Linked DNA regions of Mus musculus: region 1 is linked to region 2. A link is a loop called in an ENCODE intact Hi-C map of the cell type or tissue named here. Cell type or tissue: gastrocnemius. All regions are shown on one strand. Each heading gives the region's core, and the rest is flanking DNA. Links, peaks and the distances in the headings are about the cores only.

Region 1 (4,397 bases), core at 130-4,129, 50 kb after region 2:
CCAGGCTGGCCTTGAACTCAGAAATCTGCCTGCCTCTGCCTCCTGAGTGCTGCGATTAAAGGCATGTGCCACCACTGCCCGGCTTCTCCTACCATTTAAGAAAAGCCTAAAGCAGATTCCAATTAACAGTTTCTTCAGAAATACTTTAGTGTCCGGTGTTCTCACAGGAAACCATCATTTAGGATCACCAGGGAATCTTTGTAAGCTGAGATACTAATCCAGTAGATCTGGGTGGGGCCAGAGGTTCTAGATCGCTAACAAGGTCCTCGGGAGTACTGATACCGCTGGTCCCTGTATGAGTCTACTCGCTCAGCACAGGCTCAAAGGTGATGACCGTGAACGGCACCAGAGGACACTCCAGTGACAAGTTATTCTGGCATAAGCCATATTGCTAGGCTCTCAGTGGCAGGCTTCCCACTGATAGCTAGGGATCATCCTGGGGTCCAGGGTGCTCCTGTGCTCCCGGCCACTCAGATAGCTGAGGCAGGGAGATTATTTGAGCGCTAGGCCAAGCCTGGGTAACATGGGAGACCTCATCTCAGATAGAAGTCACCAGTCAAGATAGTTTGTCGCCAACACACAAGTCCTTTGATTTCTCACTTTCTACTTCTTTAGCAATTGTCCTTTTGGAGTTAATTTTTAAAAATTTGCAGGGCTGATGATTAAACGCAGAGGTTTGTGTACAGAAGTTAGCTACTGAACTAACTCCTCCCTCAGACCTATTCTTTCTTTTCTTCCTCCCTTCCTTCCTTCCTTTCTGCTAAATGCAAAAAAAAAAAAAAAAAAGAAAAAAAGAAAGAAAAAGAACTCTCTGGCTGGGCAGTGGTGGCACACACTTTTAATCCCAGCACTCAGGAGGCAGAGGCAGGCGGATTTCTGAGTTCGAGGCCAGCCTGGTCTACAGAGTGAGTTCCAGGACAGTCAGGACTATACAGAGAAACCCTGTCTCGAAAAACCAAACCAAACCAAACAAAACAAAACAAAAACAAACAAACAAAAAGAACTCTCTGGTGTAGCTATACTAAGGACTAAGGTCTACTTAACTAGTCCCTTGCTGGGCAACACAGGTTGCTTCAAGTGTTTATTATAAATCCTTGAACTGTTATAAATACTTGAGCTATCATAAACAGTGATGCAATCAGTACCCTTACATGTAGCAAGTTACAAATAGAATACATTTCATCCACAGGGCAAATACTTACAAGTAGGATTGTTCCGATGCAAATTGACCTATATGGTAAAAAACCAAACCAAACCATTTTTCAGCCTATTGTGGTGGAGCACACCTGTAACACCAGCACATGGGTATGATAGAAGCCAGAAAAGCAGAGGTTCAAAGTTGGGGCTGCCAATGTCACCCAGCTAGTACAGTGCCACCAGCCATAAAGTCCAATTCCCATCAAATGATATAAACTGGACCTCGCTGCACGTGGGGAGGAAGCAAGAGCCAGGCAGGGAAGCAAGAGCCAGGCAGGGCTGGAGAGACGGCGCAGAGGTGAAGAGTACTTGCTGCTCTTGCAGAAGTCCTGGGTTTGGCTCCTAGCATCCACAGGAAGGCTCAGAACCATCTATAACTCCAATTCTAGGGGCTTTAACACCCTCTTCTGGCCTCTACAGACACAGCATACATGTGGTATACATACATATAGGCAAAACATTCATATACGTAATTTTTTCAAATAAATAAAGCTATTACGTCCAAGGTCATTTTTGCCTACAGAGTACATATGAGGCCAGCCAAGGCTACATTGTGAGACCCTGTCTCAAAAAGCAACCAAACAAAAAGCCCAAACCAGGTTTGGTGAGATGGCTTAGTGGGTAAGACTTTGTTGACAAGCCCAAGGACCCAAGTTCAATCCCTGACACTTACCTAGCAGGAGAGAACTCCTTCAAGACACCCTCTGAACCCTTCACATGTGCACTTGAGCACGCACACACTAAATCAATTAATTAAAAAAAAAAAAAGACATACAGGGGCTGGAGAGATTGCTCAGTGGTTAAGTGCTCTTCCAGAGGACCTGAGTTCAATTCCCAGCACCCACACGATAGCTCACAACTGTCTGTAACTCCAGTTCCAGTGGAGCTGACACCCTCACACATACACACATAGAGGTAAAACATCAATGCACAGCCAGGCAGTGGTGGCTCATGCCTTTAATCCCATCACTTGGGAGGCAGAGGCAGGCGGATTTCTGAGTTCGAAGTCAGCCTGGTCTACAAAGTGAGTTCCAGGACAGCCAGGGCTACACAGAGAAATCCTGTCTCGGAAAAACAAAAATAAAAACAAACAAACAAAAAAAAAATCAATGCACATAAAATAAAAATCAAATAAGTAATTTCTAAAAAGACATGCTTTCTCTGATATTGTTAGCTCATTCTCCCAGGCTTTTACCAGTTTACACTATTACACTACCGTCAGCAGGGTTGTACTGAATGTCTGTTTCTGACAGAAAGAGAAGGGGACGGGGAGAAATAAGAGAAATCTGCTCTATCCCAGGACCAGTTAGAGGTATTTTTACTGGCTGTATCCCTAAGCATCCCCTAAAGTGATGCAGACTCGCTCCCCTCCTCCTCCACCCCTGCCCAGAAGCGATCAACCTCACTTCCTGCCCTGTTCATTTTATCTCCTTCCACAGGCATCTTCCAGGCCTCCCTCTTCACTCTGCCATTGCCCCAGGTCGGGCCCTTTCCTCATCTCCAGGACTGGGGCTGTGTTCTCCCAGTCCAGTCTTCTGTTTTCTGTTTAGTTTCCAAACTCCAGGTGACAGGTGTGTGCCCATCTCCCTCAGTCTCCAGTGTGCAATTGGTAGGTAGTTTCACACCCCTCTCCTGCTTATGGTCCCTCGGTTGTACCCTATGCCTATTAAAATGGGGGTGGGGGCAGGGCAGCACTTTCACTGGACATGGTGGTACATGCTTGTAATCCCAAGGATCTTGGAAGGCTGAGGTAGGCAGAGTACCATGAATTCAAGGCTGGCCTGGATGACATATGAAGTATTGGGTCAGCCACGGCTACATTCCAAACCCTTGCCATCTCAAAAAATTAATAAACGAGGGAAGAGGAGAGAGGAGGTTTTCAGAGGGGAAACCAGGAAAGGGGATAACATTTGAAATGTAAATAAAGAAAATATCTAATAAAAATTTTTAAATAAATGAATGAATAAAAAGGGAATTGGAGCCAGGCGTGGTGGCGCATGCCTTTAATCTGTCTACAAGTAAATAAATTAAAATGAGCTGACAATAAAAATGAGCCAGATGTGGAGATGCATGCTTGGGAGGCAGATGTAGGTGGATCTCTGAGTCTGAGGTCAACCTGGTCTACCGAGGGAATTCTGGGACAGCCAAAGATACACAGAGATAGTCCATCTCAAAATAAAATAATAAAATAAAACAAAATACGAGAGGTCACTCTTATCCTGCTGTGCCATGCTCCTCCACTTGGATGTCATTCCTGCCATTTTCTGTACTTCCTGCTACAGCCAGTTCTGAAGCCTTGCTCAGGAGTCTCACTCATCCTCCTCCCTCAAGTCACCTCACAGACCCCTGCTCTGCAAGCTTCCCTCCAGCAGGGAGTCGCTGCTCAAGCCCCAGGGGCTGCCCTTATGTGTCTAGGCATCCGTGTGCTCTTCAAACCCCCAAGCCGCTCACAGACATCCACAGCATTGCAGCGCTGCGGTCATTGATCAGTTCCTAAATTCTCTTTCACGCTGGATGGCACGATGTATTTTGCAGGTTCCATTCCTGTGGGTCTCGGTGAGTCAGGGTTCTAGTTATAACAGATAACACTAACTACATTTTGCACTTTCTCTAGCAAGACTGGACCGAGATAAGTGGCTGGCGCTGGGTGTTAACTATCGGGATGAAGGTATCCGGATATGCAAATCAGATAGTTCGTAACTAGAACTTTTTCCTTCTAAATTGACCTCTAGAGCCCGGTGAGGAATACATCTGTAATCCCAGCATTTGGGAGGTGAGGCAGGAGGCTCAGATGGTCCTGGTTATCCTTAGCTGTGTATCAACCTTGAAGCCAGTCTAGGTAACACGAAACCCTGTCTTAAACAAACAAACAAAGAAACAAACAAGCCAAAATTAATATCTGGAAGCTAAGATAATAACCAGGGATAGCTTTCCTAAGTCCCAGTGTCTTTAGACTGTCACTTGAAGCATGTCACCTGACTCCAATCGGTAAGCATTTACTGGACTGGCACTGCCCATTCAAGAGTCTCTGCCTCACTACTGAGGATGTGACGACACTCCCGATCTTTGTGGTCTCCCTGCCCATTTGGACCATTTCTTCTATACACATGTGACATTTTGTTCATCATGAGCCTCAAGCAATTTTTTTAAACTTATTTTTATTTATTTTGCCTTGTGTGTGTTGCAATAAGTAATTAATT
Region 2 (4,397 bases), core at 183-4,182:
TGGAATATGAAAGAATACTAGAAATTCTCCTAGAATAAAAGGAACTCCATATATTTTTATGATTTATATAATCTTGTGTAGTTTTCATTTTTCTCATTTAAGACTAGACAATATTACTAGGTGATGTCCCAGTACTTAGGAGGCAGAAACAGGTGGCTATCTGTGAGTCTGGTTCATATAGTAGTTCCAGGCCAGTCAGAGCTATATAATCTGACTCTGCCAGCCAGCATTTAAAATAGAATATTTAGGATAATAAAAAGAATGTTTACAGTATAATCCATGTATATCTAGTACTTATTACCTTTGACTAATCTTTTGATTTTTGGGCTTTTTTGAGACAGGATTTCATGTTATAGCCCAAGCTGGCCTAGAACTTACAACAGTTTTCTTGCCTCTGCCTTCTAAGTGCTAGAATTACAGGCATGCACCACCACACCCAGTTAACTTATTGTTTTGAGTAACTTTATTTTAGCAGTGTTTACCTTCCACATTTCTTTAAAGGGTATACTTGGCACTGTTGTAATCAAGCAAAACTGTTCAGTTTGGAGTTGTAGCTCAGTTGGTAAAGTGCTTGCCTAGTACATGAAGCTATGGGTGTGAGCAACAGCACCACAGAAGCCAGACATGGTAGCACACAAATTCAGTTCCACACTCTTATTTTTAAATTGTGTGTGTAGCCATCTTTCTAGCCTCCCAGTTCCCACTTTAAACTCTAGAGTATATTAGATATAGTGTTGAGCATTAGCTATATTGATTGATTGACATTCATATTGGTAGACATTGGGTATATTAATGGACATTTTGCCTTCTTGTAAAAGTAATGCTCTTCTTCAGGATTTGAAATTGTGCAGATTAGAGCCTGGGAAGGCAGAACTGGAGAACTCAGGATTTGACAGAATGAGTGAGGAAGAGGTGCTGGCAGCTGTGTTAGAGATAAGCAGGAGAGAAGCTTCGCCGGTACTTAGCCCTGAAGATGATGATAAGCCAACCAGCAGTCCGGACACCGGCTTTGCAGAAGATGATATTCCAGAAATGCCTGAAAATCCAGATGCTATGGAAATTGAGAAGTCCAAAACAATCACTGAGCCAGGTAAGGTTCACCAAGATAAGTATCTGTTACACAAAACATGTGTTCCAGAGCCTTTACTGACATGCAGCTTCTAAGTTATCCTAAAGCCCTCACATTTGGACATGGAAGTCATAGAGCGATATCGCAAAATTATTTTCTAGATTTTTGTGGAGTCAGAGCGTCTTAATTTCAAATTACTTTATATGCAAGTAAAATAATAATTAGTGTATCCTCAGGATAACAAAACCCAAAAAGCTGATGGTGTTCTTCTGAGGTATTTATTTCCTCTTAATGCAATGTATTCCCCTGCTCTTGTTAGTCACTCTATAATGCATATCACTTGGTCATAGTCATTCTTTGTTTTCAGAACCATTCTGTGGGTCAGTGCTTCTAAATCAAGGGCATTCTCTGCTGCCCTGGAATGGTCGTCACAAATAGAGAGACATGGACTACTTCTGGCATGAGCCACTTCCATTTCCATAGATGAAAGGGATCTTTAATTCCTGTAAGGTGGCTCTCCTATCTCAGAGAGTCTGGGGAATTCTGCTAAAATTTACAGCATACACACTTCTCCATTTCCCACTCCCCAAAAGGCCTCATCGGCACCTCATGCAAATTATTAATGATACTGAGCCTGAGAAACCCTGATATAGATGTGGTAAGATGAAATTATTTGTCCCAAAAAATTCTAAGTACAACTGGGAGTATAGTAGCTTGGTAGCTTGTTTAGTAGCTGTGTGCCCACCATGCACAAAACCCAGCATCCCCAAACCAAGCATGATGGTGTGTACAGTAATCCCATCAAGGAAGTGTAGATGGGAGGTCAAAGTCTCGGCCATCCTCAGATACTTAGAAAGTTCTAGGCCTGCCTGAGCTACATTAGACCCTAACCTATAGTGTTAATGAGGGCAAGGTAAATTACTCTTTCTTAACAGTAGGTGTCACTAGAGTCCACAAAGTTCAGGGTTTCTCCAAAATAATGTTTTGCTTTTCAGGTCCTGCTAGTTTTACTGAGATAACAAAAGACTGTGATGAGAATAAAGAAAACAAAACTCCAGAAGGCTCTCAGGGAGAGGTTGATTGGCTCCAGCAGTATGACGTAGACCGGGAAAGAGAAGAGCAGGAGCTGCAGCAAGCACTGGCTCAGAGCCTTCAAGAGCAAGTAAGACACTTTCTTCCTGTTGCTGCTGCTTCCATGCTTCCAGGAGTGGAATCACAAAGACTGGCGTGTTAATCATTTACTGTGTGTTAGTCATTCATTGCTCCTAGATAGCTACATACAATTAGTTATTGGAAAAAAATTATTTGGGCTTGTTTGGACTGGAACAGTTATTAAATTAGTAGGGTTTTTATTATTAAAATGGAATAAAATATTGTTGGCCATGTTATATGCTATAGGGATGTTAAAGATTATTCCATTAGCTTTATTCTGCAAGCTGTCAACAAGTACCTCACCATGATTTTATGAGTGGTAGATTATTGTTTGGTTATTTTCTGGTTGTGAGCCATCTCTTCAGCCCTGGTTATTTTTTTTACAATATTTCTTTTACTATAAATTATTTGACCACAAATATCTAAAATCTAATAATTTTTAAATTCTGGTGATTGGACCCTTATTTTGTCTGTTTGTTTTGCTTTTTTGTCGTTTTGTTTTTCAAGAAAGAGTTTCTTCATGTAGTTCTCACTGTCCTGGAACTATCTCTGTAGACTAGGCTGCCTTTGAACTCAGAGAGATTGGCCTGCCTCTGCCTCCCAGGGCTGGTGGTAAAGGTGAGCACCCCAGCCACCTGGCAGACCAGTGCTTTTCAATCTTGATTATGTTTTAAAGTTACCTGAGGTGCTCCAAAAATACTGATGCCTGAATTGTCCTAATACTGATAAATCTTTAAAGGATAAACCTTGGATATGGACTGGGCATCTGGATTTCTCTTTCTTTTAATCTAGATTTTAAAAGTCTTCCCTGGTGATTCTAATGAACAACTAAGATTGAGAAGAGCTCCTTTACAATCTCAATCGGTTCTTCTAACCTTTTATTTATAAGCAGTGCTTTTCTACTTACAGTGTAATAAGATACATGTATGTGACGCTGGAGATGGGACCCAGGTCCTTATACAAGGATTTTACTACTGAACTTTGTCCCCAGTCATAAAGGCAGTTAAACATTTTATTTTTTTCCTGTTTTTTGGTTTTTCGAGACAGGGTTTCTCTGTACAGCCCTAGCTGTCCTGGAACTCACTATGTAGACCAGGCTGGCCTTGAACTCAGAAATCCTCCTGCCTCTGCCTCCCAAGTGCTAGGATTAAAGGCATACACCACCACTGCCCGGCTCAAACATTTTTATTTACATTTTTTTTCTTATTTTGTTTTGTTTGAGACAGGGTTTCTCTGTGTAGACCTGTCTGTCCTAGAACATGCTCTGTAGACCAGGTTGACCTTGAACCCAGAGATTTGCCTGCCTCCGCCTCCCAAATGCTTGGGATTAAAGGTGTGTGCTACCACTGCCCAGCCTACTTATATTTTTTCCTAAGAATACCTTTGCTGTTTCAGAAAAATGACAGTCAAGGGTCTTCATTTAGTATTGCTGCCAAACCTGTCTTGTGGATCTGGTTTCTTTAGTTAGAATAAAGTAGAAATAGATGGCTCGGTAACCTGTAGGGATACTGCTCATTCTGCTGTCACACACAGGGTATGAGTGTCTCCTGGATGGAAGTGTTCATCATCCGCTCAGGAGAGCCAGTTGTGTTCTACACTACTTATAAGTAGTTATTGAAAAAGAATAAGTATATTCACTGTAGGTTGTCTGAAATCTGCAGTGTAGCAGTGTTTACATCTGTACCATAAAGGGTGATAAATGCTAAGTCCAGGGAAAAGAAAGTAAGTAGTTTGCTAGGTGTGAATGATTACACTGCTGCTGTTTTCAGACCAGAAGAGATCCCATTTCCGAGGGTTGTGAGCCACCATGTGGGTGCTGGGAATTGAACTCAGGATCTCTAGACGTCAGTGCTCTTAACTGCTGAGCCATTTCTGCAGCACTGTGCCTGGCATTTTTTTATATTTAAAAAAAAAAATACGCCATACAGTCACATTGAATGACTTGACAATGTTATTGACCAGAGGAAATAAAAACCCCAACGTTATGTTTTAAGAGGACAGTGTTGAAAAGAAACAAGCTTCTATTCCACATAGGTCAGAGTCCAGATAGCTGTAAAGCTAGGGAAGGCATGGCAAGCAAGTGCTCTCAGAGCAGCGTGCTGTGCCTCTTTAAACACTTGTTCCTGTTCTTCTCTCTGTAGGAGGCTTGGGAACAGAAGGAAGATGACGACCTCAA

What was found. A loop is a pair of places that touch in the nucleus more often than their neighbours do. Peaks named below come from ENCODE experiments on the same cell type or tissue, not always from the same donor. Only the 100,000 strongest peaks of a DNase experiment are listed, where the experiment ranks them.
Region 1: a loop joins it to region 2, with 2.5 times the contacts of the local background. A loop is called at or near these places in 17 of 42 quality-filtered maps.

The regions. Positions count from the first base shown.
Region 1 is chr1:74,400,626-74,405,022 of GRCm38, reverse strand. No RefSeq gene overlaps it. Among named protein-coding and RNA genes, the nearest start is that of Vil1, 6.6 kb to the left of the region's middle. In gastrocnemius, for the core only: no CTCF peak of the experiment used is centred there; no DNase peak of the experiment used is centred there.
Region 2 is chr1:74,450,521-74,454,917 of GRCm38, reverse strand. Usp37 (ubiquitin specific peptidase 37) reads left to right here. Exons shown (of 24, transcript NM_001310662.1): 18 at 835-1,090; 19 at 2,065-2,231; 20 at 4,363-4,397. Among named protein-coding and RNA genes, the nearest start is that of Vil1, 43 kb to the right of the region's middle. In gastrocnemius, for the core only: a CTCF peak has its summit at 1,998 (motif pointing right); no DNase peak of the experiment used is centred there; H3K27ac peaks cover 492 bases.